7 separate regions of the Homo sapiens genome follow, and all the other regions are linked to region 1. A link is an interaction called in ENCODE POLR2A ChIA-PET data of the cell type or tissue named here. Cell type or tissue: MCF 10A. All regions are shown on one strand. Region 1 has its middle 5.3 kb from the start of DUSP1. Region 2 overlaps ERGIC1 (endoplasmic reticulum-golgi intermediate compartment 1). Region 3 overlaps ERGIC1 (endoplasmic reticulum-golgi intermediate compartment 1). Region 4 has its middle 4.8 kb from the start of ERGIC1. Region 5 overlaps ERGIC1 (endoplasmic reticulum-golgi intermediate compartment 1). Region 6 overlaps RPL26L1-AS1 (RPL26L1 antisense RNA 1). Region 7 overlaps ERGIC1 (endoplasmic reticulum-golgi intermediate compartment 1).

The links. ChIA-PET counts read pairs that join two places held together with the same protein. Peaks named below come from ENCODE experiments on the same cell type or tissue, not always from the same donor. Only the 100,000 strongest peaks of a DNase experiment are listed, where the experiment ranks them.
Region 2: POLR2A ChIA-PET joins it to region 1 with 19 read pairs; 26 of 35 experiments call an interaction of 5 or more read pairs at or near these places.
Region 3: POLR2A ChIA-PET joins it to region 1 with 23 read pairs; 29 of 35 experiments call an interaction of 5 or more read pairs at or near these places.
Region 4: POLR2A ChIA-PET joins it to region 1 with 30 read pairs; 30 of 35 experiments call an interaction of 5 or more read pairs at or near these places.
Region 5: POLR2A ChIA-PET joins it to region 1 with 10 read pairs; 26 of 35 experiments call an interaction of 5 or more read pairs at or near these places.
Region 6: POLR2A ChIA-PET joins it to region 1 with 14 read pairs; 25 of 35 experiments call an interaction of 5 or more read pairs at or near these places.
Region 7: POLR2A ChIA-PET joins it to region 1 with 16 read pairs; 26 of 35 experiments call an interaction of 5 or more read pairs at or near these places.

Annotation. Positions count from the first base shown.
Region 1 is chr5:172,763,924-172,767,923 of GRCh38, reverse strand. No RefSeq gene overlaps it. Among named protein-coding and RNA genes, the nearest start is that of DUSP1, 5.3 kb to the left of the region's middle. RefSeq lists an enhancer at 2,291-2,510. In MCF 10A, no CTCF peak of the experiment used is centred here; DNase peaks (open chromatin) are centred at 263, 1,143, 1,633 and 2,403.
Region 2 is chr5:172,885,609-172,889,608 of GRCh38, reverse strand. It overlaps ERGIC1 (endoplasmic reticulum-golgi intermediate compartment 1), which reads right to left. Exons shown (of 10, transcript NM_001031711.3): 2 at 849-910. Among named protein-coding and RNA genes, the nearest start is that of MIR10523, 27 kb to the left of the region's middle. In MCF 10A, no CTCF peak of the experiment used is centred here; a DNase peak (open chromatin) is centred at 2,458.
Region 3 is chr5:172,859,045-172,863,044 of GRCh38, reverse strand. The region is part of intron 1 of ERGIC1 (endoplasmic reticulum-golgi intermediate compartment 1); the gene reads right to left. Among named protein-coding and RNA genes, the nearest start is that of ERGIC1, 27 kb to the right of the region's middle. RefSeq lists enhancers at 1-29, 2,877-3,877. In MCF 10A, no CTCF peak of the experiment used is centred here; a DNase peak (open chromatin) is centred at 2,074.
Region 4 is chr5:172,827,441-172,831,440 of GRCh38, reverse strand. No RefSeq gene overlaps it. Among named protein-coding and RNA genes, the nearest start is that of ERGIC1, 4.8 kb to the left of the region's middle. In MCF 10A, no CTCF peak of the experiment used is centred here; DNase peaks (open chromatin) are centred at 280 and 2,410.
Region 5 is chr5:172,924,629-172,928,628 of GRCh38, reverse strand. ERGIC1 (endoplasmic reticulum-golgi intermediate compartment 1) reads right to left here. Exons shown (of 10, transcript NM_001031711.3): 7 at 2,060-2,120. Among named protein-coding and RNA genes, the nearest start is that of MIR10523, 12 kb to the right of the region's middle. In MCF 10A, no CTCF peak of the experiment used is centred here; no DNase peak of the experiment used is centred here.
Region 6 is chr5:172,953,612-172,957,611 of GRCh38, reverse strand. It overlaps RPL26L1-AS1 (RPL26L1 antisense RNA 1), which reads left to right. Exons shown (of 4, transcript NR_026682.1): 3 at 310-458; 4 at 1,584-2,830. It also overlaps a transcript of RPL26L1 not described here. Among named protein-coding and RNA genes, the nearest start is that of RPL26L1-AS1, 3.8 kb to the left of the region's middle. RefSeq lists an enhancer at 1,342-2,541. In MCF 10A, no CTCF peak of the experiment used is centred here; DNase peaks (open chromatin) are centred at 1,791 and 3,681.
Region 7 is chr5:172,918,855-172,922,854 of GRCh38, reverse strand. The region is part of intron 5 of ERGIC1 (endoplasmic reticulum-golgi intermediate compartment 1); the gene reads right to left. Among named protein-coding and RNA genes, the nearest start is that of MIR10523, 5.8 kb to the right of the region's middle. RefSeq lists enhancers at 1,995-2,639, 3,968-4,000. In MCF 10A, no CTCF peak of the experiment used is centred here; DNase peaks (open chromatin) are centred at 2,304 and 3,064.

The DNA of each region.
Region 1 (4,000 bases):
TCATGAAACACCGGACGCTACAGCTGAACTCTTAGTATTGGATCAGTGTGTCTGCCCATGCCCATTTTAGCGGCTCTGTAACCTACCATGTCACCCAGGATGCCAAGGTGTCCCCAGAGCCAAAGCTAGGAGGAAATAGCCACTTGTCTGGATTGCCTTCTTCATTTAATACCCTCCTCAGGTTAATATAAAAAGTCGCCTTCCCATCTCTGAGCTGTGCTGGAGTTATGAGGAGACAAAAGTTTTTCCAAACACATGACATAAGGCAGGTGTGTGCTACCTGCCCCTAGAGAAACTCAGCAAGGCCTTTTGCAAATGAGATGCTGAGACCCAGCATGGCTAAGTGGCAGAAATAGGAGAATTGGAATCTACATCTGTTTCAGACTTTCACTTGCCCGTCTCATGGCTTTTTTTTTTTTTTTTTTTTAGACGGAGTCTCACTCTGTCACCCAGGCTGGAGTGTACTGGTGTGAGCTCGGCTCACTGCAACCTCCGCCTGCCAGGTTCAAGCCATTCTCCTGCCTCAGCTTCCTAAGTAGCTGGGATTACGGGTGCGCGTCACCATGCCCGGCTAATTTTTGTATTTTTAGTAGAGATGGGGGTTTCACCATGTTGGCCAGGCTGGTCTCGAACTCCTGACCTATCTTTTTGCTTTTAAAAAGGCTTTTGTTTTTGTGAAAATTTAAATACATTGGCAAAAAAAAAAAAAAAGAAAGAAAAAAAATCCAAGCACTATAAGCAAATACCATGTAAAGAAATCACCCGCAACAGCCCATCCCCAACCTGACCATTGCTAACATTGTGGAGGACATTCACGCTGGCATTTCTGCATATAGACATGGCATTTTTGGTAGTTGCCTCCTTCATGTCACCTGCTGCTCTGATTTCATAGTTTTGTTGAGATAAGCAATTAAACCTGACTTGTTCTAGGATAATATTCTGAATTTGTACTCCTTTGCCAAGCAGGCAAAAAACAGAAGAGATGTAATTGCTACCAATCCATAATCCAGTCTATAATGTTGCGTTAAGAAACAGCGAAGCTCTTGGATTACTGGCCCCTTAGCGCCCCACCCCACTCTTTGTTTCTGGACAAAGTGCTATGGGAAGCAGAAAAGGAAATATCCCATTCGCCTTATCCATGAGCACCCTGTGCTATGGTTCTGGTCCTGTCCTGTTGTTCAAGGTCTTTACGCAGAATCAGTGTCCTTGACTTTGCCCCTGTGGCTCACTGTCTGCCACTTGACTCCCAGGGTCTGAAAGATCCCTGTGTTCTAAGTTCTAAGAACTTACCCTGGGCTGGCAAGCTCATTTCCTCAGCTGGGTTTCCGATTACAAGTATGTTCATGCCTATCAAAACAAATCGTACCCAGTGTTTTTATCAAAGCCTAGAAATTTACTATTGTAAATATCTCTCTCCGTGGAAATGTACCAGCGACATCGAGTCTGTGACAGATGCCATGGCTGACTTCCCCGTGGGCTAGGGCCTTCGCTTTCTGCTTGGCAGGCACTGGCTGAACCAAAATTAATCTCCAGTGTGATCCACGCAGTGGAAAAATACAGCGGCTGCCTAAGGGAGCCGCCAGTGAAAACAAGTCACTCACTTCTCCCGGCTCAAGCCACTCTGCCTCATGCCAGCCCTGAGAGCCAGGAATGATGACCCCTGATCCCCATGTACCGGAGTCACTGTGTTCAGACCCTCCAGAAAAATCTCATATTTGGCCTCAGACTGCTTTCCTTGGGAAAAAATTAATACCTCGTGATGAAAGATACTTAAAGTCTATTAATGTGTTTCCCAGGAAGAGATTGAAATAAGACTTTTAATACTGATAATGTGGCAATGATGGTTGCCAGTTTTAGAGTGAGCACTGTGTGCCAGGTACTGCTAAGGTTAAGTAACCTTTGACAGCAATACCCATTTTACAGAGGACAAAACTGAGGCTCACTTGTGAGAAAGACATGGGCTGATGAATGTAAAGTGCCTGGCACACAGTGGGCCGTGGAGAAATGTTTCCATCCCCTTGTCTCTGTCCTAATGGCTTCTGGCAGTTCTTCTGGCTCAGTTTTCCCACCCCGTAAAATGACCAATTTGCACTGGATCTGAGTACTGTTCTTCCCATCTCTCTAATTCTGGGATGTAGAAAATGCATCAATGCATACATTATGCTTTTCTGTGGTTTCCAGGCACCCATTATTTCATTATAATACCTCTAACACTCCCCCTCCCCCACCTCCACCGCATCCTCTCCTTGGAATTTTGCAAATCGTAGCTAATTTGCTTTGGACTTGCAGCCTCTGGCGTCCCTTTCCCTCCCTCCCCTGGCCCGTCAGAGGATGACATCATTGTGTGTACACCTTTAAGATTATATAAATCTGTGATCCTACAGTGGCCTCCATCCCCATGGTAACGCGGAGGAGTTTCCCTTTTGTGAGGAAAGCTGTCATGTCACTTCCTGCTGCTGACAAATCAGTTTAGGAGATTAAAATAAAGGGGGGCGGGGTGCCTCTGAGAAGTGCTGGCTGCCGTGGTTTCTGGTTGCCATACACAGAGGCAAACAATGCCGCTGCGGCCCCTCCCCGCGCCCGCCGGGTGGATCCAGGTCAACCCGGGCTGTTTTTCTCTGCAGGTTGCTTTCTGGAGAGCAGGTGGGAGGGCTGCTCACCTCGTTTCCAGAGCTCTGCGGGGTGAGCCTGTTTGAGAACAGCCTGTAGGTGCAGACCAGCAGCCCTGCTCCCCTCTGCCCACCGAGGAGGTGTCTTCCACCCCGTGGAGAACAAAGGGTGTGCTCTCTGCTAGCGCCACAGTGGACAAAACTGCTCTGCCAAGGAAGATAAGCTCATAGCCACCTTTTCCTTGAATGTGGCTTTTAAAGCTAGGCAGGAGGCCCACGCATTCATTCACTCATTCGTTCATTCATTCATTCATTCATGTGTTCAACAAATATTGATAAGTATAGTCTCAGGGGATACTTTGGTGCAAGACAAAATTCCTACTTATAAGTAGCTAAAATTACTTTTGCTATTTTCGCTAAACAGCAAAAGTAATTTTACTTTGTCACTTGCCGTCTCATGGCACTATATATGGGTGGGTTATAGAAATAAGATAATCACAAAATAAGATAAGGATGAAGGCTATGAAGGCAGGATAAACTAAGACCTGAATGATATAACCCAGTTGCCCATTTGAGAGGTGAACTGGAAAGAGGGCTCCAAGGCCAGGAGAGCAGCAAAGACCTGATGTTTGAGAGGTATGTTTGTGGACCAGTGGATACAGCGTGTGAATTGGAGTTGGCTAGACCTGCGTTCAAGTCCTGACTCTGCCACCTGTTAGTGGTGTGTAAGCTATCAAACTCTTTTTTTTTTTTTTTTTTGAGATGGACGCTTGCTCTGCCGCTAGGCTGGAGTGCAGTGGCGCAATCTCAGCTCACTGCAACCTCCGACTCCCTGGTTCAAGCGATTCTCCTGACTCAGCCTCCTGAGTAGCTGGGATTACAGGCACGCACCACCACGCCCAGCTAATTTTTGTATTTTTAGTAGAGACAGGGTTTCACCAGGTTGGCCAGGATGGTCTCGATCTCCTGACCTTGTGATCCACCCGCCTGGGCCTCCTAAAGTACTAGGATTACAGGCATGAGCCACGGCGCCCGGCCTGCTATCAAACTCTTTAACCTCTGTTTTCCCAATCTGTAATACGGCCCAGTAATATTCTCTTGTGACTCAGCTGCTCCCTATTCTGTCCCTCAAGCATGAGCGCCCCTCCGGAGTGGCTCTGGAGCGCTCCGGAGGGGCGCTCGTGCTTGAGCGCCCACAAAAGTGGGCTGCCTCACCAAAGTGACACCCTGGGCGCGCATCAGACAACGCTTTACTCTAGGCCATCAGAGCTTTGGAGCAGTGGCCTCTGTTCTAAGCCCATCTAGCCCTGCTCCACTAACCTGGGGCAAGCTGCTTCCCCTTTCGGGGCCTCGTACCCTCATGTGTAAGAAGAACCTGCGGTGAACCTCAT
Region 2 (4,000 bases), 120 kb before region 1:
ATTATTTATTTTATTACTCAAACTGCTGCAGGCTGACTTTCAAGTTGGCTCCTAGGTCCTGCTGACACCAGGCACTCCAGGCTCCTCTATCTTTACCCTGCCTAGCCCTGAAATCAGCCATTTCTCCAAGGAGCCATGGTTCCTTTTATTGAAGAATGGTCTTTAGAACCCAAAGTCTGGATGAGATTGTGATTTTTTTTTTTAATGGATAAAAACATGCTTTGGTGGAAAACTCAAATCATTTTTAAGGTATAAAGAGAAAAGTAAATCTCCTTCCTACCCCTGGGCCCAATTCCTCTCCCAGGGGCAGCTACTGTTTTTTTTTAGATGGAGTCTCGCTCTTGTTGCCCAGGCTGAAGTGCAATGGTGTGATCTCGGCTCACTGCAACCTCCACCTCCCTGTTTCAAGCGATTCTCCTGCCTCAGCCTCCCGAGTAGATGGGACTACAGGCATGTACCACCATGCCTGGCTAATTTTGTATTTTTAATAGAGACGGGGTTTCAGCATGTTGGTCAGCCTGGTCTCGAACTCCTGATGTCAATTGATCCACCCGCCTTGGCCTCCCAAAGTGTTGGGATTACAGGCGTGAGCCACCGCGCCCAGCCTGGCAGCTACTCTTGACAATTTCTTTCATGTCCTTCCAGATGGTGCCTGTGCCTTGAGGGGTTACAGTGAGGATAGAGAGTAAGTGAGGAAATGCTTGAAGGGCCCCCGCAAGATGCTCAGCATTTCTTTCCTCCCTCCTGTCTTTCCTTCTTTCCTCCCTGGCCCAGATGATCTGCACAGAGAGAGCAGGCACAGGCAGTGGAGATGGGGCAGAGGGCATGGCCAGAGGTTGGCTACTCACTAATGGCCCCGGTGTACGTTGGCTGCGTAAGGTCCTTGGGCACCTTCCTGTAGATGTCAAACCTGTGGAGAGCAAATGGAACAGGAGTGAGGTGGGCACAAAGGGTGGGTCTCAAGGCAGCAGGCAGTGGTGCTGGCTTGTGTGACACATGGTTCAACAAACCATGGTTCTTCCCACAGTTTTTCTGCTCTTTCAGGACACTTTCTCCAAGATGCTTCTCTGATGGAACCCCTGCTCCCCACAACACCCTTAGATCACATCCCCTTGTCATCTCTTCTTCATAACATTTCTTTTTTTTTTTTAAACAGGGTCTCGCTCTGTCACCCAGGCTGGAGTGCAGTTGTGCAATCTTGGCTCACTGCAACCTCTGCCTCCCAGGTTCAAGTGAGTCTCGTGTCTCAGCCTCCCAAGTAGCTGGGACTACGGGCATGTGCCACCATGCCTGGCTAATTTTTGTATTTTTGGTAGAGACGGGGTTTTGCCATGTTGCCCAGGCTGGTCTCGAACTCCTAAGCTCAACCGATCTGCCCACCTTGGCCTCCCAAAGTGCTGGGATTACAGGCGTGAACCACCAGATGACCCTCCCACTCATCGGTGGGTCTTCCATCAGAGTGTAACTTCTGCGAGAGCAGGGGCCTAGTTAGGTTTTGTTCCCTGCCACGTTCCCAAACCCTAGCATGGGCCTGGTGCAGAGTAGGCACTGGATAATTATGGAATGTATGGAACCCCTGAATCGGGGGTGACTCTGACGCTAGAGGAAGCAAGGAAACGCACAGCCCTGCTCGAGTTATGTGACGATGCTGCATTCTTGCTCCACGTCACCTCTCCTCCCCCTCTTCCCTTTCCTGCCTCCTCCTGTTTCCACTCCGGCTGCACCCCCCAGCTCCTGCTGTCTGCCTCATGGAGACTCTTCTTAAGAATGCTAAGGCATGAGGTTAACAGAAAGTCCTGCCAGGAGCCCACGGTCTTAGCATCAGCTGGTGATGGCTCTGGTTCCTGTCTTGTGTGATTTCTTTCCCTCACAGAAGCAGACAGATGTCTTTCTTTCCTATGGATCCCACCAGAGCACAGGGAAATCGTGTGGTGTAGTGGGAGAATTCAGGGTTTTGGAAATCAGACAGACACAGGTTTAATTCTGGCTCTGCTTCAGCTATTTAAGAGTTAAGACCCTGGAATCAGACTACCCTGGTTCAAATCTCGGCTGGTCCTCTCGTTCACCATGTGACCTTCAGCAAACGACTTCACCTCTCGGAGCCTGTTTCCTCCTTTGTAAAAATGGGACCATTAGTACTAGACCCTGTGAGGCCACGGAAAGGAGTGAGGGAAAGAAGTGTCTGTAAAGGATGTGACGCAGAGAGCTCGCAGGGGAGGCTCCCCACACACTTGGCTTCGTTTCCTTCACTTGAACCTGCGTAGCAGACAGTTCTCCCACAGCAGAGTTTGATCGACAGAACCCTCCTTAGTCCACACGGCATCCCAGCTCTCAGACAGAACTTGACTTGCTGGAGAGGCCGGCGGCTCCAGCCCTTGGGGGTGACAGGCTGGTGTGCGGTTCCTCTTTGGTGATTGGGAAACAAGAGTATGCCCAGCTAAACCCGACGCAATGCCTTGGAAACCTTGCGTAAGGGCCGATGCTTGAATCAGTGTGCTCACCCTAATTACACGTGAAACATGCTCAGTTTCCTAAGACCTCAGGGGAGAAAAATTCCTGCGGGCTGCCAAGTTCAAAGGTACCACTTTCTCTGCCGCCTGCTTAGCTCCCAGTCACCTGTGCTTGTGCCCCTGAGGGTACTAGAAGCTGGGGCTGGGGTGTGGTCGGGAGGTTGGGGGTCTCTGCAACTCACCTGTCCATATTTACTCATATCCCTTAGTCAGAAAGTGGGGGCCGCTTTAACACTGAGAGGTGTGTGAGAGGTAAGAGCATGTGCTGTGGAATCAGATGCCTGGGCTCAACTATGACCACTACTGTACCACCCTGGGACCGTCACTTAACCTCTCTGTGCCTCAGTTTCTTTGTCTATAAAGTGGGGGCAACAACAGTAACTATCTCACAGCATGGTGGTGAGGCTCAAATGACTGAGCACATATAAAGTACTTAGGCAGAGCCTGGCACCCCAGAAATGCCACGTGGATATTTGTGGTTACTATTATTATTAACGCTTGTTTGACAAACATTTACGCAGTGCCTACTAACACACCCCCTCTTTTAGGCCCTTAGGCAAGGAGATAAAAATCAACCCTTGGCCCAGTGAGTTTGTAGTTTAGCGGTAGAGGCAAAGAAAGGGAAGGAGAAGGTAGTGGCATCCTCATCACGAGGTGCTGGATTAACTCAGGAGGGGGTACCTGACTTGGCCTGGGGTCCTCGGTGAAGCTTCCTACAGGGGGTGATGTGTGCACAGAGCAGGAGGGGGAGAAGATGGATGGGTGGAGGGAAAGAGCAGCCCAGGCAAGGAGAGGAGCAGAAGCAAAGACAGAGTAGGACCGAATCTGGGAAGCTGGGCGCTGTCCTCTCTCCGGCACAGGGTACAGCCCGATGTGCAGGGAGAGGAGGACGGAAAACTGGGGCGGGGCTGGAGGAGAGGGTCCTGAGGGCCAGGCTGTGGCTAGGGAGTCTCACACCAAGTGTCGATGGGGGCCGGCGGGCGGTCTACTGTGGGAGACTGTGAGAGGTCAGCAAATTTGGGAGGTAGGGGTGGGGAGAGGGAATGGAGAGAAAACAAACCAGCAGGCGGCCATCACCGAGCCCCAGCTGACACCTGCCAGGTAGAGATGCGGGCTCAGGAGGCCAGACCTTCTGAGTGTCCAAGAGAAGCCAAAAATGTGGAATTTTACATGGAAGTTCACCATTCTCAAATGCTGGGCCAACACTCTACAGGACAAATGAGACGCGTCTGCAGATGACATGAGGCCTGGGGCCTAGGCGGTGACCATTTGAGCGGAGAGGCCTTGCGGAGCTGGAAGAGGATGTGGTCCGCCTCGTGTCATAGGAAGGCCAGCCTGGGCCAGTGGGGAGGGCATGTGGGTTCTCCTAAGACTGGAGAAATGAGCAGCAGGAAAGGGCTGCAGCGGGAGGGGTCTCGTCCTCACTCCACCCCAACTTCGTGTTAGACCTTCAGAAAATCCCTGGCCCTTGCTGGGCCTCAGCTTCTCTG
Region 3 (4,000 bases), 95 kb before region 1:
GCACCACTGCACTCCAGCCTGGGTGACAGAGGGAGAGTTCGTATGTATGTATATATGTGCGTATAAATAAATAGAAGGCTCGGCTTCAGGCACAGAACTGTCTACCAGCAATAGCTCTGTGCTAGAACTTTCATCTCACTGCTTTGACTTTCACAGGTACCTTGGACTCATGGCAGGTGATCCTGGTCTTCCATTTTAGAGAGAAGGTAAATTGTTTGCCTTTTAAAACTCATCTATGCAAGCTTTTTAAAAAGTGAGTCCATTTAAATAAAATACAAAGCATATAACAGTAGGAGTAGATGTAGGTGTGGCACAAACTGTGACAGTAGCCCTAGAGTGATTGAAATTTGAGAAACACTGGTAAGGACGTCCCAAATTTGAGGTTGGGGAAGTTTTTCATATCCTGACATCAATAAGTAGCACTAAAGGACACATTCCCTGCTGAGTCAGTAGAGAACCAGGCTCCCTTCAGGAAGAGAAAAGTCAAGGCTGGCCAGCCAGCTTGCTGTGGAGAATTCTTCAAGGAAAAGGGATCTTACAGCTGAAGGGCATCCACCTTTGTGCTCGGGAGTGCTCACCACCATTGCCATCCTCACCACTGGGCCTTTCTATAAACACATGCCCATTTGTGTGGTCTCGATGGTGTAAGGAAGTCTCCACCTACATTTTCCTCTACTGCACTTCCTTATCTCCCCCCTTATCTTGTGCCATCTTTTTTTTTTTTTTTTTTTTTTTTTGAGATGTAGTCTCACTCAGTTGCCCAGGCAAGGTGGCTCACGCCTGTAATCCAGCACTTTGGAAGGCTGCGGTGGGCAGATCATTTGAGGTCAGGAGGTCACCAGCCTGGCCAACATGGTGAAACCCTGTCTCTACTAAAAATATAAAAATGAGCAGGTGCAGTGGCATGCACCTGTAATCCCAGCTACTCGGGAGGCTGAGGCAGGAGAATCGCTTGAACCCGGGAGGCGGAGGTTGCAGCGAGCCGAGATCATGCCATTGCACTCTAGCCTGGGTGACAAGAGCAAAACTTCATCTAAAAATAATAATAATAAAATTAAAAAATAAATAAATAAATAAAAGTTCTTGGCAGGAATTTCTAAACTTTCCAGTGGACAAAGCGAGGCCTTGAGGTAAACTATGTCTTTCTACGTTTCTACTGAAAAGTAGTCCACACTGCAAAGGGCTTCTTCCTTTTCACTTCCTCCTCTTTTCTTTTCTGCCCTTACCTTATTCTGCCCCACCAATCACCCTGAGTTTTAGAGCTGGGGAGCACCAGGCTATCCTGGCAATGTCAAAAAATAGAGCTATGCCGTGTACACTTTGTCTAAACAAGGCCAGTAATTCACACTTGGGCTGACACACGCATTATTTACCACTTCCTAAGTACCTACTATGTGTCAGGCACAGTGCTGGGTGTCTTGACCCAAATAACATGCCTTTCGTCTTTACAGCAACGTTAGTAGATCAGTGTGATGCTTCCCATTTTACAAATAAGGCAACTGAGGTTCATTCATTCAGCCAACGAGTAGTCAGCATCCACAAGTGCCAGGCTCCATTGATGGCACTGGGGCAACAGGCATGAACAAGACAGGCAAAGCCTGCGCCTCTGAGGAACCGAGGTTCCCATGGAGGGGACAGATAATAAACAAGCCAAAGGGAGATGGGACTGTTCCAGAGGGTGGGAGGAGCTATGAAAGAGAACACGTGGGTCTGACAGAGCCGGACAGAGGGCACTGCAGGCTGGGTGAGGTCAGGGCAGAGACCCGAGGGAAGGGAGGGAGCCACTACGCCAAGTGCCTGGGAAGAGCATTCTGAGCAGAGGGAATGGCCAGTGCTTGGCCAAGACTCTGAGGTGGGTGTGTGGCTGGCCTGTGTCAGCAGCAGCGGTGGCCACTGCGGCTGGCACGCAGGGAGGGGCAGGTGGCATGGGACGAGGTCAGCGAGGCGGATGGAGGACACATCCCACAGGCCCTGCAGGCTGGGGCAGGACTCAGCTTGTTTTCGGCGGTGGATTTGAAGCAGAGCGCAGAGTGCCCAGGAGGGTGGATGAGTTTCACCCAGAGTGACCCCAGGCAGTCAGTGCCAGGGCCGGTCTCCAGCCGAGGCTGGCTCAGCCTACATCCGCTCTCGCCGGCCCTTCCTCCCCACACAGTCCCAGCCTAGGTTCTCAGGCAGAGCTCCAAACACTGTGGAACTCTGGCTATGGAATATGTTTTTGTGCTCACAAAGAAACACAGGCGTGGCTAACACCCTGGACTCCTTCCTCACACAAGATCATTCAGAAGCCCCACCATGGATCTGCAGCTCCAAAAGGACTCAAGCACCAGTCCCTCTCCTTGTCCTGACCCCAGGACCCATGCTTGGCCCCAGCCCAAGGGTGGCTTCCTCCCAGACACCTGCTGGCCCAGATTCTGCAGCAAAGCCTCAGAGAAGTCTGTTTCTTTCACGGTCACAGCTCTGAGGCTTGCACACACCGCTCCCATCCCTGCATCCAAAGAGCTCCCGTGCATGCAGTGAGGTGCAGTGGTGAGGGGGGCAGATGCAGGAGCCAGGAGGCCTGGGTTCAAACCCCAGCTCTGCCCTGGCTCAGGCAACGCTGGGCAGGTTAAATAACTTCTCTGTGCCTTGGCTTCCCAATGTGTAAGTTGTTCCTAATGACTGGTTGTGGGGATGAAGCATGTTAACAGATGTGAGGGGGCAGAATGGTGCAGGCATAAAGAGAACCCTATTCAGGGCTGGCTATGATCATCACCATCACCAAAGTCCTTCAAGGTTGCCATACCTCTCCACGCCCTCCTGCCCTCCTCTGCTAGTTCCCCGTCAGGGAACTGATGAGCCCACTTGAGCGCACTGCCTCACACACCTGAGCTACCTGAGGCTGGAGACATGTCTTGTTCACCTCTGTCCCTGCCCCTCCCTGGCACTGAATCAATGCTGTTCGGTGAAAGAATGAATAAGAAATGAACAAACATATAGGAGCATGGGATGGTTAAATATTTCTTCAAAGGTAAGATTAAAAGCTTGAAATTACTCAGGACAAGTACTTTCTACAGAAGCACCTCTGGCAGAGCTGAATAATTAAGAAAAGGCCTGTAGGCAAAGCACAGCTTAAAGGCAAGAAACAGTTGGAAAAATAGAACAGAGCTAACCCAGCCGACAAACAATCCAGAACCCCAAAGTACTGACTGTGGAGTTTGGAGTTAGAGAAACCGGGCTTCCAAATCCTGAAGCCACCACCTATGGGCCATGCTGTGGTCTTGCCAAGGCCACTGTGTACAGCTGGGCAGGCTGTCCCCTGTCCAAGGGCACCTGCGGAGGATAGCAGCAAGGGCTGCAATCCAGCCCAGGCCCAGCACATGAGGTGTGAGGGCTACGGAGGGCTCCAGGGGCCCCTTTAAGGTGATTCCCTCAGAGGTGGCAAAGAAGTGACCAGCAGCACCAGGCACCTGCGGCAGCTCTCTGAGCCCCAGTTTCATCCTGCTAAGTGGAGCCAATGAGAGCAGCCACACTTCAAAGGCTTGGGACGGCACTGTGACCTTCAGGACATTTTTTTTTCCCACCCTTCAGTCTGGAAGCAAACAGAAATGGGGGAAAGCTAATTCCAGGATGGAATATGGCCTTTTCCGTCAGCTGGGAAGGGTGATAAGGAGGCGGCCATGGGAGTTGGGGGTGGGTGGGACATGCCCCATTCACACGGAGCTCAAAGGTTCTGGCCCTAGTGGAATGTGGCTGGGTGTGGGGCTGGGCCTAGAAGCAAAGTTCCTGAATGACCAGCTGGCCAGGCCGGGGCCTGGTCCCCTCTTGGGAACCAGCACGGCCAAGAGCAGTGTCTCATCAAAACAGGAAAAATCATAGAGGAAAAATGTGCACGTAAGGGGACTGGCATGCACAGGGAACGACATGACCCAAGCACCAGGAGGAGGGAAGGGGCTGGGGCAGGTGCACAGGGGCATTTAGGGGAGCAGAGCCCTCCCCGGTAAGGGCGCCGATGACGACCCAG
Region 4 (4,000 bases), 64 kb before region 1:
ATGGTCCATCCACTCAAGAGCCAGTGGGAGATGGAGCTAAGAAAATCAGATTGTGTCTGCAGTACGTGGGAAGGCTCTGGGTCTCTTTGAGCAGGGAACAACAATACAAGTTAAGTTTTCGGATTATCAATCTTGTGGAAGCCTGTGGTAGGTAGCCAGCCTCCAGTGACCCTGATCTCCTGGTATTCCCATGCCCTTCTAGAATCACCTCCCACAATGAATAGGGCTGACCTATCCTGTGTAATCAACAGGATATTGCAGAAACGACAGTTATGACTCCTGTGGCTACGTCACAAAAGACTGAGGCTCTGCTTAGCCACTCTTGAATCACTCGTTCTGAGGGAAGCCAACTGCCTGTCCTAAAGAGGCTCAAGCACGATTATAAAGGGGCCTGGTCGGTGAGGAATGAGGCCTCCCACCAACAGCCATGTGAGTGGGCTCTCTTGGAAGTAGCGGCTCAGCCCCGGTCAGGGCTTCAAAGCTGCATCCCCAGCCCACAGCTTAACCACAGGTTCTTGAGAGACCCTGAGAAACACCCAGCTCAGCTGCTCCCGAATTCCTGATCCATAGAAACTATAAGATAATAAATGTTTGCTTTAAGCCATTAAGTTGTGGGTAATTAGTTACACAGCAGTAGATAAATAACAGAGACTCCATCCTCATTATTTTTTTTTCCTACCAGTAACTTCTCCCTGCCTTCCTCCATCTCACCCCCCGCCAGCCTGGGGAAATAGAAAACCACTTTGGACTCAGATCACTCTCTGCTGGGTGACCTGGACCAGTTGCTTAACTAGCTGGGTGTCTAGGTATGAAATGAAGGATAATAATACCTTACCTGTGGCAGGTAGCCTCTGAAATTGTCCCAATTAACCCACCTCTTGGTATTCATACCCTTGTGTAATTTCCTCCCTTCAAGTGTAGGCTGGACTTATGGACTCATTTCTAATGCACAAAATATGGCAGAAGTGATGAGCATGTTGCTTCTGAGATTAGGTTATCAAGAGATGGTGACTTCTGTCTTGGACACTCTCTTGCTATCTCTTGGATCAGTCACCCTGGATAAGCTGGCTTCTGTGTGTGGCTTCTGTGCCCTAAGGAAAAGCCCCTGTGGGTGAGTTTGCAAGTGATTCTTCTAAGGCAGGGGTGTCCAATCTTTTAGCTTCCCTGGGCCACGCTGGAAGAAGAAAAACTGTCTTAGGGGCCGGGCGTGGTGGCTTACGCCTGTAATCCCAGCACTTTGGGAGGCAGAGGCAGGTGGATCACGAGGTCAGGAGTTTGAGACCAGCCTGACCAACATGCTGAAACCCCGTCTCTACTAAAAACAAAAACAATTAGCTAGGCATGGTGGCGCATGCCTGTAATCCCAGCTACTCAGGAGGCTGAGGCAGGAGAATTGCTTGAACCTGAGAAGCAGAGGTTGCAGTGAGCAGAGATGGAGCCACTGCACTCCAGCCTGGGTGACAGAGGGAGACCCCGTCTCAAAAAAAAAAAAAAAAATAGAAAAATTGTCTTGGGCCACACATAAAATACAGTAACACGGGCTGGGTGCGGTGGCTCACGCCTGTAATCCCAGCACTTTGGGAGGCCATGGCCGAGCACCTGAGGTCAGGACTTCAAGACCAGCCTGACCAACATGGTGAAACCCCGTCTCTACTAAAAATACAAAAAATTAGCCGGGTGTAGTGGTGGGTGTCTGTAATCCCAGCTACTTGGGAGGCTGAGGCAGGAGAATGGCTTGAACCCAGGAGGCGGAGGTTGCAGTGAGCTGAGATTGCGCCATTGCACTCCAGCCTGGGCAACAAGAGCAAAACTCCATCTCAAAAAACAAACAAACAAAAAAACAGTAACACAAACAATAGCTGATGAGGAAAACAAATCACAAAAAATCTCATAATGTTTTAAGAAAGTTCAAGAATTTGTGTTGGGCTGGATTCAAAGCTGTCCTGGGATGCATTCAAAGCCATCCGGGGCCACAGGCAGCCTGCAGACCACACATTGGACAAGGTTGAGCTAAGGCCTGACAACAACCCTGTGAATGAATTTGGAAATGGATCCTTCTGCTCCAGTGGAGGCTTGACATGACCACGGCCCTGGCCCCCAGCTTGACTGCAACCTCGTGAGAGACTCTGAGCCACAGGCAGCCAGCTGAGTTGCACCTGGATTCCTGTGTGATAACAAATGTTTGTTGCTTTAGCCCCTAGGTTTAGGGTAATTGGTTATGCAGTAGCAGATAACAAATACATTGGCCTAAGACAGAGCTTGCTGTGAGGATGGAGTAACATGTATAGTGCCCACACATAGTAGGTGCTAATTCATTGCTTGTCTAATGAGTCAGTCAATAAACAAATGAATGTTCTATAACACCGAATGTTCTCTGAATCCAAATGTTCACTCCCTTCCACCCACTCCCGTCCAAAACATCACCAAAAGTTGTTTTAAGCAGAGAATGGCTGGGTCAGATTTGTTTTTCTGTAATGGGAGATGGGTTTGTGTCCCATGGGTGCGGCCGGTTCATCTGTGGTCTGGGTGAAGAGAGATTTAAAAATAATAATCCTTTGTCAGCTCAGAGAGGACTTTAGTGTAACTTAGATCTCATAGCAGGTAGGTCTCTGGAGAAACAACTCTCCTTTCTCACTCTATTAAAGTCTCTTGACCAACTAGAAGACACTCATGTGTTCATTCATTCATCCTTTCTTGTATTTGTTCATTATACCATTATTCACTGAATACCTCTTTTAGGCAGATACTCTGGATGTAGAAATGAACCTGACATACCTCAAATTTCAAAAAAGAAGGGAGGAGGTAAGCAAAAGTGTGATACCATCACAAAAAAATCAGGGACAGGGAAAGGGTCACGTATCTCTGGTGCAGTTTTTTGTGATAAGTGCAGTGACAAGGGTGGTACCAGAGGATCTGGGAGTCTAGAGGGAGTCCCTGATTCCACCCGTGGGGATGAATTGGTCTGAACTCTTTCAGCTGAAAGTGACAGAAATCATCTAAAAGCAACACACACTGTCTATGGCACTCAAAAAAAAAAAAGAAAAAAGGAAGGAAGGAGGGAAGGAAGGAAGAAAGGGAGGGAGGGAGAAAGAAAGAAAAAAGAAAAATTAAAGTCCAAAAGTCCAGAGGTAGATTTGGATTTCAGGCACAGTTGGATACAGGCACTTCAACAATTGCATCAGGAATCTGTCTCTTCCCATCCCCAGGTTCTTCTTTGTTTTCCTCTGGCCTCGTCTTGAGGCAGGCTTCCCCTTGTGCTGGCAAAATGTGTGCCTGTAGCTCCAGGCTGATATTTTCCCACTCAGCAATGCCAGGAGATAAAGATTACCACTTCCCCCGTACCTCCTGAAAGGCTCCTGGGCTGACCCCCAAGGGTCTGGCTTAGGTCACAGCCTAAACAGTGGCTCCAGGGGTTTGGAGAGTGCTGATTGGCCAGGCCTAGGCTGGCAGCCAGGCCCTCAAACCTGGGGTGGAGTCACCCTCATCCTACACACACAGACTCAGATGGAAGAAGAGTGGTTCCCTAAAGAAGAGTCTGGGCAGTGCAGCCAGAGAAGGAGGTATTGGGAGGCTAAACCATCAGGTGTCTTGGACAGAGTCAGGAAAGCTTCTGGGAGGAGGAAGAGTCTGAGCTGAGACCTGATGAAGAAGTTAGTCAAGGGGAGAGAAGCAGGCTGGGTACATTAGTTATCTATTGCTGCAAAACACGTTACCCAAAATTTAAAACTTTAAAACAATACACAAGGTCTTAGTCCATTTTCTGTTGCTATACAGAATACCACAGACTGGGGAATTTATAAGGAAAATAAATATATTTCTTACAGTTCTGGGGGCTGTGGGAAGGGCAAGGCTGAGGGGCTGCCTCTGGTGAGGACCTTTCTCCTGTCTCATAACATGGTGGAGGGCATAGCATGGTAAGAGGGCATGAGCATGTCAGCTCAGGCCTCTCTTTGCCTTTTTCTTTTTTTTTTAGTAGAGACGGGGGTTTCACCATGTTGGC
Region 5 (4,000 bases), 160 kb before region 1:
GTGGGCAAGGCAGAGTGCCATGTTATAGCTGGCGCAACAGCCAAGGGCAGCAGATGACTGGGAGAACAAGGTGATTTCAGAGAGTGGTCTATGCTAGGAAGAAAAAACAGGTTTGTCCTTAGGAGTGAGGGTTACTTTAGATAGGGTGACCAGTGAGGGCTTCTTGGAGACGGTGGCGTTTGAACTGAGACCTTAATGCCAAGAAACAACCCCCATAGCAAGACCTGGGCACAGAGGGACCTACAAAGGCAACGGCCCAGTGCCAGGGACTGAGCTTGGGAGCTGAGGAAATAAAAGCCAGCCCTTCCCCAGCTGTCCATTGCTTGATCTCATGCTTTTTTCTCTCCACTTGAGCCAGCCTGAGATAGCTTTCGCCACTAGCCCTGGAGAAGGCAAGGTTTTCTGTCCACACCCTCTCTCTGCTTGCACACTCTGGGCCTTCTTAGCTTGATCCTCTTTCCTGTCCAGCAGCTGAGGGTCCATCGTAGCTGCAGACATTTGTGGACGGCCGACGTCGGATGACATGTTACCATGACACAAAACGACAATGACCACGGCACCACACCAAGAATCATCTACCTCTATTACAACCAGACATTTGCACTCAAATAAGGAGGTGCTGCCGTATACTTATCCGTTGCTGGAGGCAGCATGAATGGGAACCAGACACAGCTGGAAAGCAATCGGGTAACAGAGCGCCAACCCTGTACATATCAGAGGCATTATTGCCACAGTGAAACACAGGAAACGACAGACACTTTCGGTGAGAAGACAATGACTTAGAAAAGCAGAGCAGAGTGGGGACAGATCACCTGAGGTCAGGAGTTCAAGACCAGCCTGGCCAACGTGGTGAAACCCTGTCTCAACTAAAAATACAGAAAATTAGCTGGGCATTGTGGCAGGCACCTGTAATCCCAGCTGCTCGGGAGACTGAGACAGGAGAATTGCTTGAACCCGGGAGGCTGAGGTTGCAGTGAGCCGAGACTGTGCCACTGCACTCCAGCCTGGGTGACACAGTAAGACTCCGTCTCAAAAAAAAAAAAAAAAAAGCACAGCAGAGCTGCAAGATGGACAACTGTGCTCCCATTACAACTGGAAAGTAAGAAAATCGTGGCTATGTAATAAGGTCAAGTACAAAAAGCAGACGGTAAACTGCAATCCATGCCTTGGAAAAAAAGAAAAGTGAGTTCTGCTTATGGACAAGGACTCACAGGGACACAGAAAAATGAGGTTCGATTTGTCGGGGGGGCAGGTCACAGAGGGATGTTTTCTTTGCCTTGGATCCCTGACAATGGGAGAGCAAACGCATTTCAGGAAATAATAAGAAAAGATGTGGGTTAAAAGGTGAGCTCAGGTGAGGAAATAAGAAAAATCCAGGTACCCTGTGCAGCAGTGGGTCTGCAGGTCTGCTTGAGCACACAGGCCTCCCGGGCCCATTCTGTGCACGTGTCTGGGGCCATGTGAGCTCATGTGTGTTGGTGTGCACGAAAGGTATGCGTGCTCTCCTGTCTGCGTGTGGAGATGTGCGGTTCTCTTTGATCTGGGCCAAGGTGCCAGGGAGCTAAGGAGGGCGAGGACTCTAGGAGGAGCCACTATCGATGGGAGGAGTCTGAGCAGGAGGAGAGTGAGGTGTGGGGGAGGCAGCCATGTGGTCACAGCTGACTGGGCCACCCACAGACCTGTTCTCACGGTGCGACCTGGAGGCAGAACAGATCCTGGTTCTGCCATAGCTCCCTGTGGGATCTTAGGTAATTAGTTCAACTAAGGATGATGATGTGGCTGTGATGAGAGCAACAATAATGGTAATAGCTGGTATCCACTGCGTGCGTGCGTCTGCTGTGCCCCGGGACAAGCCTTCTTCCTTCTCCATCAGGGTCTGGGTCTGGACGGGGCTGGGTCCACCTTCCCACTGGTTAGCTGTGGGAATGGAGTGTGAGCAGCAGCCTCCCTGCCTTGGAGTGGGTGCTGGACAGGCACCCCCACCTCTCTGCCCTCCCCCTCCCTGCCTGCTGTACTGGGCATCTTGGAGCAGAAGGCTGTTCCCAGCAGGGATACATACGGTTGGAGGTGAGTCTGTCTGCTCCCCCGAGAGCATTGAAAGCTCCGTGGATGTTCTGGACCTGTGGAAAAATGCAGTGAGGGGATGGTCCCCAGGACACCTCCACCTCCAGGCCTGGCCCTGGTTGTGGGGGATGGCCAGGTACCACCTGGTCTAGGAACCCTACCAATGTGTAAAAGGGGGCTCCAGCGGATTTGTGGGGAGCAAGAGGCAGCAGGGGCCTGGCACATAGTAGGCACAAGCTTGTTTCCCATCTCTAGCCCCTACTATGTGCTGCTCCATCCTGGCCCCTTCATATAATTTCATTTCATGCCCCTAATGATGTATTATTGGGCCCATTTTACAGAAGAGCAAATCAAGGCTTGGAAAGACACCAAAACTTGCCCGGCTGGTAAGTGGCTAAGCTAAACTCTGAAATCAGGTCTGTCTGACACTAAGCTGGACTCTTTCCATGAAGTCACACAGAAAATTCAAGTGAACATGGATTCTGGGTCCCAGAAAGTTTCTCCTGAGATCCCAGGGTCCTCTGAAAGGCCCATAGAGGAGTCCAGGCAGGGATGCCCCAGAGCTGTGGGCCCCCCATCATGTCTGCTGCAGAGAACGTATAGCAGATGTGAAGAAAACCCTCCTCCGGGCAGTGGGGTGGGCTGCTGTAGAGTAGGGCTGAAAACCACATCTCACCTTTTCTCTGAGGACAATGGGAAACCAGGTTGGCCTCAAGGAACATCTAAAGAAGGACAAGGCATACCTGGTAAATGGAGCATGCTACCATGGGCATGGTTAACAGGGGTTATCGAGCTAGACACCCTGGAGGCCTTCCTGGAGGAAATGACATTGACACCAAGATCTGGAGGAAAGTGGGAAGTTAAACTGGCAAGCAGCATGTACAAAGGCTTAAGTATGGAGACAGGCCCACGTGGCCCCCAGGAGGAAGGAGAGTGAGGTGTTTGAATAGAAGGAAGGAGGAGACATCGGAGAGGTACGTGGGGACATGATTCTGTGGCCACTCCAGGAGCAGTGGGCAGCAGCGGGGTGGCATAATCCCTGATCCTGGTCTCAGGCGGCTGATGTTTACTGAGCACTTAACACACCTGCATGTTCTCAACAAGCAATTCCTCAACAACTGGAAGGAACTGCAATTTCTCAACAAGGAAAAGGAAGTTTGTCTATTTGCTGTCTTGAGACTGACCGTGTGAAGGCTTCATTTCTAACCCATGAGAACGGTGGTTACAGAGACAAGAAGGCTAGAATGTTCTCTTCCATTGTCATGTGACATGGCTTTATCTCACATTTATTTGTACCATTTATTTTTATTTTTATTTTTTCTTTTTTTGGGAGGAGTCTTACTCTTTCTCCCAGGCTGGAGTGCAGTGGCATGATACCAGCTCACTGCAATCTCCACCTCCCAGGTTCAAGTGATTCTCCTGCCTCAGCCTCCTGAGTAGCTGGGATCACAGGTGCCTGCCACCACGCCCGGCTAATTTTTGTATTTTTAGTAGAGACAGAGTTTCACCATGTTGGCAAGGCTGGTCTCAAACTTCTGACCTCAAGCAGTTCGCCCGCTTCAGCCTCCCAAAGTGCTGGGATTACAGGAGTGAGCCACCGCACCTGGCCTGTACCATTATTTGATCAACATCTGTCTTCCCCCCTAGACTGGAAGCTCCAGGTGGGCAGGGACCATGTTTGTCCTCACCAAGGTATGCAAGGCCTGGACACGGTAGGTACTTTGTAAATATTTGTTGACTAGATGGATGGACAGAAAATGAATGGATGGATGGGCCCTAAGCTAAGTTCTGTACATTTTTTTAAAAAAATCAGATTTCCACCCCACTAATGACTAAACTTGGGACTGTAGTTTCTGTGTCCTTCTGTTTTGCCCCTGCACGTGGCAATGCGAGACCGCTGCTCCTCTCCCCTCCACCTGCCTCGGTCTGGGCCCTT
Region 6 (4,000 bases), 190 kb before region 1:
CTGGTTCTGTTTATTCACTCATTTCTCTATCACATATCCATTTATTGTCATTCACCCACTTATTTACTCATACATTCATTCATTTGCTCATCAATTTATTTGGTACCTACATGGAGCCAGGTACAGGTCTTGATTAAAGAGATCTGGGGAGGAGTGCTCCCAAGAAGTTCAGAGCCTCACTGGTGAAGGAAAGCCATGTAAAGACAGATCTTGAGAACCCAAGATCATCAAGGAGTATCCATGATCAAGCAGAGCAGGGAAGGCTTTTTGCTTTGTTTTGTTTTGTTTTTAACATGCTGTGTGGTTCAGTAAAATTAAAACAGGCACAATGATATCCTGGATGACAAGAGCTGGAGGCTGTCATTCTAACAATGTAGTGAGACTGGCTGTCTTGTCTCATGCCCACCCCTGGAAACATGCGCAGGAACTCAAAGCACCTAGCACAGAGGAAGTGTCTGGTGAGTCTTTTTATTTCTCGAGGCAGTGGCTGCATGGGGAAGTGCTTGAGCCCTGGCACCCAAATCGCTTGGGTTTGGATCTCTGCCACTGCCTGGTTCTTTGGCTTTGGAGAAGATATTCAGCCTCTTGGTCACTCAGTTTATTCCCATCTGAAAAATGGGAATAATGATAGTACTTACCTCATTGGTTTGGTGTCAGGATTTTTTTTTTTTTTCGAGATAGAGTCTCGCTCTGTCGCCCAGGCTGGAGTGCAGTGGTGCAGTTTTGGCTCACTGCAACCTCCACCTCCCGGGTTCAAGTGATTCTCCTGCCTCAGCCTCCTGAGTAGCTGGGACTACAGGCGTATGCCACCACGCCTGGCTAATTTTTGTATTTTTAGTAGAGACAGGGTTTCACCATGTTGGTTAGGCTGGTCTTGAACTCATGACCTCAAGCAATCCACCTGCCTCAGCCTCCCAAAGTGCTGGGATTACAGATGTGAGCCACCACACCCGGCCTGGTGTCAGGATTAAATGAACCCTTAGCACAATACCTGGCACAGAGGAAGAACTTAATAAATGTTGGAATTTATTTATTTATTAGATGGATAATAATGGCTCTTCTTAATGGGCTGAGCATTTACTGTCAGGCATTGTGCTAACAGGTTTACAAGCATTACCTCATTTCAGTCCGTTAAATAACAGTATGAATTGTCCCTTTTACAGGTGAGAAAACTGAGGCTCTGAGTGAGATGGGAACAAAGGATGGACATAATCTACCATTAGATGCTCAATATGGTTATTATTTATCTTGCAGCCCATAAAGATAATAATGCGATCCGTATTTATTAATCTAGGAAGATGTCTGTTAAGTGAGGGCTAAGCTATACAATAATATGAACAGTATGATCCCATTTTGCTTATCAAAAGGCATCACTAAAATGTTATCATTAAATGATCATCTCTGATTAGTGGGATTACGGGTGACTTTCGTTTTTCCCCTTTTACTTTTTTTAGTATTTGATAATTTTCCTCCAGTGGGCTTATGAGCCTGTGTTATTTGTGTAATTAAAATTACATTTTGAAGATTTAAAAAATTGTAAGAACGCTGTCCCTGCGAATGTTTAATTTAGATTTTCTCTGCAGGTTGTTTTAAAGGAAAAACAAAACCAAAAAAAGCACCTCCTGCTCTGACCACCCCTATTTCCAGTTTTCCCTTTTGGCACAGCAAAGATGACCTTGGGACTGAGGTGGAACCATGTAATTCTTCGTAATCCCAGAGTCAGGCAGACCTGGGTATGAATTCCATCTTTACTAACTGTGTGACTCACTGTGTGGCCATGCCAAGTTACGAGGTCTCTCTGTTTCCTCCTTCCTAAAAAGGAGATAACATCCATCTCGAAGGAAGATCTGGCCTGAAGAGCAGTCACTCTTGCCTGGCATGCAGAGAATGCCAAATCATATTAATGACTGGCCAGAATGAAGTGCGTGACCTCATCACTCCATAACTGACAGGAAACAACTGCTAGGGCAAGAAAAAAGGGTCTCCAGTGAGTATTCTTGTCCACACACATCCCCACTCACGTTCCTGGACCACTGCATCTAACTGCCGCAGCAGCTAATGAACCTTCTGGAATAAAGGACCAGTTTCTTAAGAAGGGATTGAGACCTCCAGTGGCCTCCCACATTGTTTCCGGCAAGAATTTAAAAATTATTTGTAACATATAGTAATAAAAACTAACCACAGGCTGGGCGCAGTGGCTCACGCCTGTAATCCCAGCACTTTGGGAGGCTGAGGCAGGTGGATCACCTGAGGTCAGGAGTTCGAGACCAGCCTGACCAATATGGTGAAACCCTGTTTCTCCTAAAAATACAAAAATTAGCTGGGCATGGTGGTGGGCGCCTGTAATCTCAGCTACTCAGGAGGCTGAAACAGGAGAACTGCTTGAATCTGGGAGGTAGATGTTGCAGTGAGCCGATATCGCGCCATTGCACTCCAGCCTGGGCAATGACTCCGTCTCAAAAAAAAAAAAAAAAAAAAAAAACTAACCACAGCTACTATTTATGAACTCTAGTGCCACACCCCATTTCTTCCCAGGTTTCACCCCCTCTTCCCAGGTTTCACCCACCCCAACCAGTGTTGTTTGCAACACTTCAGCTTCTCTCCTCACGAAGCACGTCTCCAGAGACGCCTCTTCCGCAACTTCCCAGGGAAGCCATTTCTGCCTGGACCCACCACAGCTCCCAACCTGTCACGCACCCCTGGAGGGTTTTGCTCTGTAATCCTGATTTAGAAATCCTCTTATATGAAACCACTGTAATCCACATCTGGTTAGACAATTGGAAAAGTTCATTGAAAGGAGAAATAATAAAAATGGCATCCATCCCTTAAATGTTGTATGCCAACGTAAAACACATTCGACAATGACCCTGGGCTAAGGCTCTACCTTACAGAGAAACCTGTATCGGTGTTCCCCTCCATTTTCCTTACATAAACCAACCAAAAATCTTCAGTTGTTCCGTTCTCTGTCTCTCTCCCTCTCCACACCCACCTTCCCTCTTCCTCTCTCCCTCCCTCCCTCTCTCTTTCTCTCTTTTTTGAGACAGAGTTTCACTCTGTCACCCAGGCTGGAGTGCAGCGGCTAGATCTTGGTTCACTGCAGCCTCCACCACTCCCCCCACTTCCCCCCCGCCGCCCCTGCCCCCACCGCAGCCTCCCAGGTGGCTGGGACTACAGGCCACCACGCCCACTAATTTTTGTATTTTTTCTATAGAGACGGGGTTTCATCATGTTGCCCAGACTGGTCTCAAACTCTTGGGCTCAAGCAATCCTCTCACCTCAGCCTCCCGGTGCTGGGATTATAGGCGTGAACCATCGCGTCCGGCCTCCCAAATCTTTTACAGTTGTCTTGTTCACTTCTCATTCAGCAGCATTTTGAGTTGGGAGGGGTAACAACTCACCTTAATCAAGTCTCTCTAAAGCATTCAACTTAGTTTTACTAGGTTCATTTCTTGTAGCTCATTGGTTTAACTAATAGTTCCCCAAATCACATCCTACCAGTATAAAAGCACAACTGGTATAAACACGTTTGGGAACACACATAACTCAAGTATCAGGATGTAAGAGCGAGAGCATGGGGAGAGTTAAGAATTTCTCACAGACTGATTCCCTCCCACATTCATCCCTGGTGTGTTTATCCGTGTTAGGGCTGTTCTGATGAAAGTCTTGTAGGACTTGGCAGCAAGATGGGAAAGATCCATGGAAGTCCATTGCTCATAGCTGATGATGATCTCTCATTGCTGAGCTTAGGGTTGAAAAAGGAGTGCCAGGTCCTTTGAAATCAAGAAGAATTTATGAATCACCTTTCATTTATGGAGCCCTTAGCTCAAAGCTCTAAAGTTAGTCTTTTCTCAAGATTATATCCTATTTGGGAATGCTCATAATGGTCCAATCACCATTTGTGAAAACTTACTGTGTACCAGCAATAAACACTCTTCTACATAGACAATCTCATTCTAATATAATTTCTGTGCACGTTATAGATTCTATTTCTGAAACAGCC
Region 7 (4,000 bases), 150 kb before region 1:
TTTCCCAATAATGACTGTTAAGATCTTTTTAAACCCTACATCAGATCTCATCACTCCTCTGCCCAGAACCCTCCACGGCTTCTATTCTCTCAGAGTCCAGGTCCATGTCCTCGTGGTGGCCCACAGGCCACATCTGGCCGCTGGCCAAGCATCGTGTCCCCACCGCTTGGCCTCCTGCTGCTGTGTCCTCTGCTGCTTCCTGTCTGGTCTCCTGCCGTGCCGGGAACAGCATCCAGTGTGGCCCCATTTTAGGCCTTTGTGCCTGCACCCCTTCCTGGGACCCTCTTCCACATGGCCCTCCCTCGGACCCTCAGGGCCCAACAGAGAGGCCCTCCACGTCCACCTGTGCAAAAGAGCACCCTGGCCCCCATTCCCCATCCCCTTACCTGCTACAGCCTCTGGGATCACCTGCCATCTCATACCCATCCTGTTCTCGTCTGCCTCCTCCCATTAGCATGTCCACGCCCTGCTGTGCTCCCCAGACTCCGACACATAGCAGGTGCTCAATAGACACTTTTTGAATGAATGAATGACTAAACAAACAACACTGAATCCTTTGACTTTGTCATCTGATAATTCCCATTTTACAGAAAAGAAAATGGAGGCTCAGAGCAGTGAAGAAACTTGCTAAGGTCACATGTCGAGAGCTGCAGTCTCAGCTCACGTCTGTTGGACGCACTGCTCCCTCCTCTGATGCCTGGATGCCATCTACCTCCGCAGCCTGGGCTGATGGCCACATGGCGCCAGTCCTTCAGGAGATGCCGGAACTGGGGAGATGAGCAGACAAGAATCTGGCCTTGGCCAAGCCCCTGTGACACAGACTTGGAACAGACAATGAGACTCTGTGGGATCCACCCTGGCCCAGAGGAATTTGCAGACCATGGGGGTTACAGGGAAGGCCCCCGGCTCAATTGAGGGTGCAGGCTGTATTCAGGGAGGGCTTCCCAGGGGGAAGGACATCCTGTGTTAAGGCTCTGAAGATGAGTCTGCATTACTCAGGAAGAGAGCGAAAGGCATCTGGGCAGAGGGAACAGCATGAACAGGTGCAGAGGACAGAAACTTCCCAGCATGTGGGCTGTCTAAGGAACTAAGAGTCTGGTATTATTGAACTCCAAATGAGACGGAGGTGGCGGTGCTGGCAGCAGCAGGAAACAAAGAGGCACAAGGGAGGAGTTGGGGCTGTTTATCAAAGGTCCCCAGATGCCACACTGAAAAACTCGGGGGTTACCTTATTCCAGCCCAATGAAGAAGACTGTGCGAGCTGTGTCCGAGGAGGGAATATAGCTTATCGTGCAGCAGCCCATCAAAGTCTGATTTTGTAAGCATGTCTGTTTCAAACACAAAGTTGGGGACTTCCTGCAGGAATATTCCTACTTCAGCAGGGCCCGAGCTTGTGGCTGACAGGGGAGGCATCAAGCTGACAGCCTGTAGCCTCGGCCTCAGCAAACTCGCAGTGGAGCGAGCTGCAGGCTACAGTGGAGAAGGGACACTTGCTGGGTCAGGAGTGGAGCAGAAACAAAGGCGTGGCAAGATCTCCCTCGAGGGACAGCATCGCCTGCTTCAGGGACCCAATAACCCATAGTAGAGCGGTTGCTCTGAGTTCTACACTTGGCCCCAAGCCCAGCCCCACTTCCTAGCTGGGGAGCCTTAGGCGAGGTCAGTAACCACTCCATGCCTCAGTTTCTCCATCAGCGAAATGGGCGTAAAGCCAGAAGATTACTGGGAGGATTCATTGAGGTGATGCATACAAAGCAGCCCGCAGCTGGCCTCAGATCGGGTTTGTAGGGTGAACATGTTTGTCATCGGAGCCAACCAAGAAGGGCCCTCCCGGAAGAGGGAACACTCACAGGCAGGGCGTGAGGAAAAGCCCACTGTGGGTTTTAACATTTATGCCTCATTTTCACCGATAAAAATAATGCCTGGGTACATTTTCATGATAAAACAGTCATGAGACACAGTCAGACTAAAGACCCTGTTGCTGACCACCCCTGGGAGTAAGAAACCCACAGCCATAAGGCGTGTGTCCTCCCAGAGGTTTTCTACGCAGTGACACAGGGCCTTCCGCAGATCGGGCCATGGCAGAGTTCAGAACTGGGATTGGGGCCTGGGCCGCGTGCTCCGGGAGTGAAGTGAGTCAAGAAGGCTGTCCCCTCAGCACCTGCCACCCCTGCCGGGCCGTGCGAGGCTGTGACTCAGGAACCCACTCCCCCTCCACACCAAATCCATCACAGGTGGCTGACTCATGCCAGCACATGCTGGGCTGAAGAAAGAAACAGCAACGCTTTTAGAGCCTGTGACTTAGGAACCTACGTCAGTGTCTCTGATGGATTTTAAAAACATATAGCTGGAGCCAGGCCCCATACCCCTCACCCCATCCTGTCCTCCTCCTGCGGGGCTGGCTGATGAAACGAGGTCACCGTGGGGTCTCTGGTGAGGCTGCCGCTGCTGCTCAAAACACGCAAACTCTGACATCTGGCTGCTGGTCAACTTCCTGGGGGTCGGATAAGGAGGCCATGGGACAAGTCTCAGCCTGATGCTGGGAGAGAGGTGCGGGGGCTGGCTGCTGACCTTGCCATCACAGCACATGGACCCTGGTGGCTTCTTTGAGCACCTCTTGATGGGCGGTTCCTCAAAGGGAAAGTGGCTGGGCTGGGGTGGGGGACGGTCTCTACTCCCTCCAGGAGTATGGGGCAGAGGGTGCCCTAGGCTGTGACCTGGGGCACACAGACACAGCTGGTCATGACATGTGTAACCAAGATGTTGGGAGAAGCAGCCACAGGCAGTGAGCTCAGAGGGCCAGGGCCCTGGTGCTAGGCTGCCTGTGTTAAAATCCTGGCTGCGTGACCTTGACCAGGTCACTTAACCTCCTGTGCCTCAGTTTCCTCCAGGCTACTGTGAGGACTAAAGGAGCTAATATGTGGAAAGGGCTGGGTAAGAACCTAGTACGTGGCAGCCATAACGCGGGTCTAAGAAAGGCTGGTGTGAGCCTTTCAAAGACTCCCTGGCACTCCCCTGACCAGAGAAGGCCCATTTCTTGGACGCCCTCCATGTGCCTTCCACAGGCGCACTTGTAAGGTGGGTGCCAGCTGATGAGGTCATGGAAACTTTGCACTGACGGGAGATGAGGCAGGCCAGGATGCTTGTCCAGTCTCTACTGCAGAGTTTGTTCATGTTTCACAGCCTGTGAGGTATTATTATCCCCATTCTACAGATGAGGAACCTGAGGCTCAGAGAAGCTAAACTGCCCAGAGTCATTCAACCAGTGACCATGGTAGCCGGGATCCTTGACCACAGGTCTGTCTGACCCCAAAGGACAAGTTCACCCAGAGCTGGCTGGGGGCTCCAGCACAGCCCATTCTAAGGGGAGCAGACTGCAGTCTTGGGCGTGTTTGCCAAGAGGTGGGAGGGCTTGGTGGCAGGGCTGTCTCGTGGGTTGTCACTCCAGGTGCTTGAATAAGCACGATCCCTTCTTGGTCACCATCTGGGGTACATATATTTTTTCAGCCCAGGTGGTTGCATCTCCCCGGGGGCGGGGGGCCCACAGTGAGGAGGTGTGCGTGTACGTCTGTTCATCTGTGCATCTTCATCTTCAGTCTTCAGACAGGGCTTCCTTTGTAACCTCAGGGGTCTCCTCCTTCATTCTCCACCACAGCACCCCGTCATTCTCTTCACGGCTGCTTTATCAAAATCACATATTTCCTGTTTACCTGAGCACTGGCTGTCCCCCCGTTATAGAACATGGGCCACCAACGGCGGGGAGCATGGCTGTTTCTCTCCCATTGCAGCCCAGCGCCAAGCACAGAGCCAGGCGTGAGGTGGATGCTCAATAGCACGAAAGCCTGAGTGGAGTGGTCAAAGGGAGAGGCCAAGTCAAGGAGGAGGCACAGGCAGCAGCCGCAGCGTGATGAGGGGCGTGGTGGGGAGTGAATGTGGGTGGGCAGGGAAGGGGAGGGAGGACTTCCCCTGAGGGACCCACATCAGCTGAGGCCTGTGGGTGAGT